Regions from separate parts of the Homo sapiens genome. Here region 1 is linked to region 2. Evidence: chromatin contacts called from ENCODE Hi-C data. All regions are on one chromosome and are shown on one strand. The core of a region is the stretch at or near the end of the contact, and the rest is flanking DNA. Distances in the headings are between cores, read along the strand shown. Region 1 overlaps SH3KBP1 (SH3 domain containing kinase binding protein 1). Region 2 holds the start of BCLAF3 (BCLAF1 and THRAP3 family member 3).

Evidence for each region. Hi-C counts contacts between places; a loop is a spot of excess contacts on that map. Pooled maps may share reads with other maps.
Region 1: a pooled map shows a loop between it and region 2 (4-fold over the local background). The contact joins the enhancer-like site here to the promoter of BCLAF3 in region 2. A Hi-C loop is called at or near these places in 2 of 37 single-sample maps with no recorded cell type and 4 of 50 pooled maps.

Annotation. Positions count from the first base shown.
Region 1 is chrX:19,810,010-19,813,730 of GRCh38, forward strand. The region is part of intron 2 of SH3KBP1 (SH3 domain containing kinase binding protein 1); the gene reads right to left. Among named protein-coding and RNA genes, the nearest start is that of SH3KBP1, 76 kb to the right of the region's middle. RefSeq lists an enhancer at 2,124-2,173. Within about 2 kb of position 2,043, at least 5 of the 41 ENCODE cell types and tissues checked have a DNase peak (open chromatin) inside an H3K27ac peak, as active enhancers do.
Region 2 is chrX:19,989,254-19,992,794 of GRCh38, forward strand. BCLAF3 (BCLAF1 and THRAP3 family member 3) reads right to left here and starts at 1,808. Exons shown (of 12, transcript NM_001367774.2): 1 at 1,655-1,808. LOC729609 (a long non-coding RNA gene) reads right to left here and starts at 526. Exons shown (of 2, transcript NR_024440.1): 1 at 433-526. RefSeq lists silencers at 1,191-1,560, 1,631-1,680, 1,721-2,150.

The sequences.
Region 1 (3,721 bases), core at 793-3,292, 180 kb before region 2:
ATAACTCCAGAAGTGCAGATTAATCTTAAGGATTGTGTATTAAATTCAATTAAACCAGATGAATATTTAACATGTCCTTCTATGTCCGTAAGACCATTCTAGCCACTCTGGGAAGAGATGGGCCAACATAAGTTATCTACCAATCCCTGCCATCAGGACAGACACAGGGATGGGTCACAGGGCTGAGTCCAGGAAAGGCAAACATGCACCACATTTGCATACATTCTCATTAGCAAAGCGAGTGACTTGCAAGTACTTTTATACTTTAACATTCACTTGTACGTTCCATTTAAAAGGGAAAAAGAATATAGTTTATAGTAAAGTGAATCTTCGTGTGACTTTCATTATAATGAATGAAGACAGGACTAAATTTGTCTGTAATGAGACTAAAATGGGCTGAATCTACCAATGATGAATCTGTGGCTTTAATTATCCTGTGTGGCTCTGTGAGATGAACCCCAGGTGGAACTGCAATCAGGGTGATCACTCAGACAGCTAGATAACACACTTCACCCTGCCTGAGAACCATCACTTGTCAACTGTATTACGTTGTCACAAGGGCTGTTTACAAATCAGCTACATCTCTGCATTGCAACATGCCCTAAATTAGATCTCACATCCAGCTTGAGGGCTAGGGACTGTGTTCAGCTTCAAGCTGGCAGCGCCCTAGACTTGATTGTCACCTTAAAATATCTGTTAATGGAACCCATTCAAATTCAAGTTTTAAAATAAAAGGATGAGTTAAATTGAATTAAAAAAAATCAGAGGCTAAAAAAGGAGTGAGGTATATGGATTTTTAACCACCACTGACAGCAGAAGCTCACACTATAATTGCATGGATTATATGCACCAAAGAGATCAGCTGTCATGTGACATTTTAAGCCAAATAACAGAGCAGTCCTTGGAAAAATGTCAATAAGCACAAAGAAGTGATTTCTCAACATCTGAAACCACACTAACCTCCATATTCAAGCGTTTCAGCATTAGTATTACGTGCCACCAGAGCCCAATGTCATAATCACTCATTTAACACAGAGTAGCTGAAACTACTTTCATAGGGCAGATGTATTTTTTTAATAAGCAGATTGGCAATTATTCCAGTTTCAAGACCGGGGGAGAAAAAAACTTGTGCGCACACTCACGATTTTGCAGCTTACAGAAATAAGGATTGAATTGTGGAAGCAAGAAAAAAACAAAAAAAGATTGAATCATGAATATAAGCCAGGCTGTTAAACAGCAATTACAGAACGACAGCTACCATCCTGATTCCTTTCATATCTGTGCCCATGAGGGTCCCGATATTACAATATGACTACAGGCTTAGCAGTTAGAACTTGATAGCGTTTATGGTTTTAAACAGCTGTAATGTATCTTTTACCAATAATCTGTCAGCCTATTGATTTTGGATGTTGTCTCTTAGATAAAATCTTATCTGGTCAGAAAGCAAATCCCACTGGACCGAAGCCTTCGGCAGCAGGCATCACACTCTTGACAAGGTACTCTCCAAACATGTCCAGCTTTGCTAAGAATATGTTCACATGTTAATACTTCATCAATTCCAATTATGTTGTAGTATAATCACAACTAAAATGTACATCTAATAAATATTTTAAACATGGTTTTAATGTTAATTTACTTTTTCTTCCATGATACGCAAAAACAGTCCCTCTTTGGTTTTGACTTGGCCCCCACTGCGCCGATACTACCTACCTGCACTAGCTATCTCAGACCTTGACCATGGCTTCGTTTGACAGCCAGGAAAAGTACAACCCCAAGAGCTTCAGCATGGCCACCAGTGGCACAGCTGGTTCACAGCACAGCCACAACTGGAACTGGAACCAACTTCACAACCTTTACTGGCAACCAGTGAGTTGTGGCCTCCCTAGAAGAAAACTTCAGTGTAAAGAGGACATAGTCACCAGGGCCTCCCCCACACCTCCTGGGAACTGAGCATGGCTCTTAGGAAAGCATTGGCACAGTTCCTCCCGCTCTGGGTCTCCATCTGGGACCACCTGCCTCTAGAAACCCAGGGCAGGATGTGGTTTGACTCGGACAACTTCTCAGCTTACAAACTCAGGCAAGCCCACTTTGTTTTTCACCCTGACTCCCAGACACATGATATCATCTCTTTGTTAGTCTTCATGAGAAAATCCTGGTGGTCCCAGAGGAAGTATGACAATAATGAAAAGCTCTCCTTCATGACGAGCAAAATAGACAGCTAAGAGCAAAAACGGGCTGACTTCATACACCTCATTCCACAAATAACTGTGTGTTTGTGTGACTTTTGTGCTAGTACATGTTGTGACTACACATTAAAGAGACTTTCACATCTTCACCTTCACTCTCCCTGAACTCTCCTCAAGAATTTATCTCATCTCCCTCAGTGGCATAAAGATGATGAAATTTACCCCTTAGCCTGCGAGTGGGGCAATATACTATTTCATATCCCTTTGTGAGTTAAGAAGCTAAAGTGAAACAAAATGTCTTCTGGGTAGCCCTAAAGATGTACTGCCCATATGTTCCTTCAAGAAAGAACTTGGCCAGCATAGTGGCTCACACCTGTAATCCCAGCACATTGGGAGGCTGAGGCAGGAGGATTGCTTGAGCCCAGGAGTTTGAGACCAGCCTGGGCAACATAGTGAGACCCCGTCTCTACAAAAAAAAAAAAAAAAAAAATAGCTGGGGCTGGGCATGGTGGCTCATACCTGTAATCCCAGCACATTGGGAAGACAAGGTGGGCGGATCACCTGAGCTCAGGAATTCAAGACCAGCTTGGGCAACATGGTGAAACCTTGTCTCTACAAACAATACAAAAATTAGCCAGGTGTGTTAGTGCACGCCTGTAGTCCCAGATACTCAGGAGGCTGAGGAAGGAGAATCGCTTGAGCCCGGGAGGCGGAGGTTGCTGTGAGCCAAAATCGCACCACTGCACTCCAGCCTGGGTGAAAGAGAGAGACTCTGTCTCAAAAGACAACAACAAAAAATTAGCTAGATGTGGTGGTACGCGCCTGTAGTCCCAACTACTCAGGAGGCTGAGGTGGGAGGATCACTTGAGCCTTGGAGGTCGAGGCTGCAGTGAGCCATGATCGCGCCACTGCACTCCAGCCTGGGCAACAGAGTGAGACCCTGTCTCCAAAAACAAACAAAAAAAAAGAAGAAGAAGAAGAAGAAGAAGAAGAAGGAAAGAACTAACTTGCACCTTTGGAATCTGCCTCAGCTTTCTTTCTAGCAGAGGCCATGCTCTCGCTGAGGAGCCAACAGCTGGTCACTAATCTGGGGAGTGCAGTCCTAGAGCCTGGCCATTTCTGCCCATTTCTTTTTTTTTTTTTCCAGCCTTACTGAGGTATGATTGACAAAGAAAAATTGTATTAATATAAGGTGTACAACATGATGATCTGACATATATATACACCGTGAAATGACGATCACAATCAAGCTAATTAAGAGACTCATCACCTCACAGAGTTCCCTTTTTGTAATAAGAACACGCAAGAGTTACTCTCAAATTTTAAGTATGTAATGCATGATTATTAACTCTAGTTACCGTGCTGCACAGCAGGTCTCCAGAACTCGTCTTGTAATTGCAAGTTTGTGCCCTTTGGCTAGCATCTCCCCTTTGCTTTCATGGAGCAATTTTTGTCCAGAAGCCCCCTGTTAGGCTGGCCAGGACAGACTGGCATCACCACCTGAGGCTCTCCCTGCCCTGCTCCTCTGCTCTCTC
Region 2 (3,541 bases), core at 558-3,057:
GCGAGGCCGAGGCGGGCAGATCGCTGGAGGTCAGGAGTTTGAGACCAGCCTGGCAAATATGGTGAAACCCCATCTCTACTAAAAATACAAAAATTAGCCGGGCATGGTGGCACACGCCTGTAGTCCCAGCTACTCGGGAGGCTGACACAGGGGAATCACTTGAACCCAGGAGGTGGAGGTTGCAGTGAGCCGAGATCGTGCCACTACACTCCAGCCTGGGCGACAGAGTGAGATTCGAAAGTAATCATAGATATGCGGACTTTTACATTTACCCAACAATGTATTTTAATAGGGAAGAACTGAGAATGACCAATGAAATAAATTATAATATTACAGCCATATAATGGCATGCTATCTAGTCAGAAAAAGATAATTACAAAAGAGAATTCACTTTAGAAAAACTCATGTATTAAGCTCTGCATAGAAAAAGACTGGAGGTGTATAACCACATTCACAATGGTTACTTGGAATGGGGAAACCATATTCACCATGGTTACTTGGAACTTGGAATAGTGAAACAACGTATCTTCATTGTGATTTCTATCTTAGAAATGTGTATAAATGGCTAAATGTTCCTATATATAAAAATGTTTCTAATAAGACGTTTTAAAGGTTTCTTGGGGGTGACTGAAACAGCTGTGATTTCAAAATAAAATTTTAGTAGCCATTTAAAAAAAACATTAAAAATAAAACATTGCTATACCATTACCATTAAAATACCAATGAAAAATAAAGTCCTCGTTATGAATCTGCAGCAAAACCTTTCTTTTCAAATTCTGCTCTGTCGTTTGGACCTGTTCACATTCAGAAAAATGCTAAAAAGGCTGCCTGGCGAGGAGCCTAAAGAGGCCTTCCTGATTTCTACCTGCAGTTTGTAATTTGTTCCAGGAAAAAAAAAAAAAAAAAAAAAGGCAATCACCTAATAGGTAGTTCGAAAAGCACCTGAGTAGGAAAATATTTACGGGGTAGGTTTCTCTCCCATTTCTTTCCCTCGAGACCTACCAACAGGACAGTCCTGACAGCGACTGGCCCAGTTTCCCAATACAACCCAGAGAAGCACAGGAGATGCGCCAATTTTCAGGAGACGCTTCTAAAAAGACAAGTTTTACTTTACAATGCAGGATAATGAGCAGCCTTCACTACTCATTCTCGACGTTAACAGAGGAAGATGCCGCTGCGCGGCAGGAGCGCCTCACCAGGACAAAGCGGGGTACGGGGGGGTCCTCGGTTCAGGCCCCGCAGGCGACGCGTCCAGGGCCGCCTCGAGGACAAGGGCACCGTCCCCGGACACCGCCTTCCCGGCCCCCGCCCTCTTAACAGATGCAGGGAACCGCGGGGACCGCAACCTGCCCGACGACGGCGGAGGATCAGGGTCGCGGCAGCAGGTGCCCGGGTCGCCGTGCCTGTCGAGGGACCTCAGGGGCGCCGGGCAGCTGTCCCCTGGAAACCCGCGCCGGGTCGCCGCGCCCAAGGGAAGGCGCTGACCGAGGGACCTACGGGGCGCAGAGGAGCTGTCCCAACAGAACCCGAGTCGGACCGCCGCATCCTCCCCGCTGCCCCATCCGCCACCCCGAGAACCGCCCCTCCTGGGTGGCGGACACGCCCTCCCTGCGGGCCCAGGCCTCCTCGCCCCGCCTCCCCCCGAGCCGCTCACCCGGCCGGGAAGCCCCCGCCGCCGCCGCCGCCGCCGCCGCCGCCGCCGCCGCCGCCGCCGCCGCCGGCCCCTCGGGCCTCGCCCCTCACTCTGCCGCCGCCTCCCACAGCAGCGACACCCCAGCCACCTCTGCCGGGCCGCGGGACCCGGAACCACTTCCTTCCGGAACCGCCTCGCCCCGCCCCCACCCCGGCCCCGCCCACTGCTCGCGGCCTCGCACTGGGCCCGTTCTCCAGCCGACCCCTATCCTCTACTCTCCCGGCGAGGGTGCCCCGCCCGGGCTTCTCGGACCAGAGCGCTGCGCCCCCTGCCGGCCGTTCCCACTGCGGCCGCTCTGTCCAGGGCGCCTGCGCCCTCTGCCACCCGCCCGCCGGGTCCGGCTAGAGCGCCTGCGCCCTCTGCCGCCCTCTCGCCGGAAAGGAGGGGACCTAATGGGCGTTCCAGGTCCAGGGATCCTGGGGGTTAAGGCCCAGGGATTGGAGGTCACCCCTCAGTCATGGGCAGAACTTGATCCCGTGGGCCTTCCAGCTTTGTGCAGATCTCTAACCATTCACCTACCCTCTATCCATTTCCCACTCCTCAAATTAAGCATATTCCCGGAAAACAAAGCCTCCCCTCTGGACTTCCCAAATGGTCGGATGGTACCAACATCTATCCGTCATCCAATTCAAAAGATTGCCTCATCTCTGTCTACTCGCTTGGTTTCTCCCCTCCCACACTCCATGCACCAGCCTCAAAGGTAGTGTGTCTTCTTCACTCTTGAAGCTTTCCGCTTGACACTGATATTCTTTCTTCCCCTTGTGAAATAGCTCTTTCAGGCTCTGTGCCATCTGGTAGTAACACCTTTTGCCCTCCCTTGTCACTGTCACCTACTGACTGTCTGGCATTAGTTTTCCTCTCCATCTGATTTACTGCCATCCTCCCAATGAATCCAACATCCACAACCCAGCCTGGTTTCCTTCAGTTCCTCAATCCGAATGACCTTTACTTCTACTTTGTTCACCCGTAGTCTAGAAAATCTAGATATTCATCACTTGATACTGCTCCATCTCTAAAACCTTAAATGTTGAAATCCCACTACCCAACTTAAACCCATAGCCTTTGACTACAACCACTTTTTTATTTTTACTTATTTATTTATTTTGAGACAGAATCTCTGTCACCCATGCTGGAGTGCAGTGGTGTGATCTCGGTTCACTGCAACCTCTGCCTCCCGGGTTCAAGTGATTCTCCTGCCTCAGCCTCCTGAGTAGCTGGGATTACAGGCTGCGCCACCATGCCCGGCTAATTTTTTTTTTTTTTTTAGTAGAGACAGGGTTTCCCCATGTCGGCCAGGCTGGTCTCGAACTCCTGACCTCAGGTGATCCTCCCGCCTCAGCCTCCCAGAGTGCTGAGATTACAGGCGTGAGCCACAGCGCACGGCCTATTTATTTATTTAGAGATAGAGTCTGGCTCTTGTCACCCAGGCTGGAGTGCAGTGGTGCGATCTCGGCTCACTGCAACCTCTGCCTCCCAGGTTCAAGTGATCCTCCTGCCTCAGCCTCCTGAGTAGCTGGGATTACAGGTGTGCGCCACCATGCCCGGCTAATTTTTGTATTTTTAGTAGAGACGGGGTTTCACCATGTTGGCCAGGCTGGTCTCAAACTCCTGATCTCAAGTGATCCGCCTGTCTCAGCCTCTCAAAGTGCTGGGATGACAGGCATGAGCCACCGCGTCCCGGCCTTTTTTTGTTGTTTTTTTTTTTAAGAGTCAGGGGTCTCACTTGGTCGTGGTCCTGGCTGGAGTACAGTGGCATAATCATAGCTCACTGTAACCTCAAACTCCTGGGCTCAAGTGACACTCCTGCCTCAGCCTCTAGAGTAGCTGTTGCAACAGACGTGCACCACC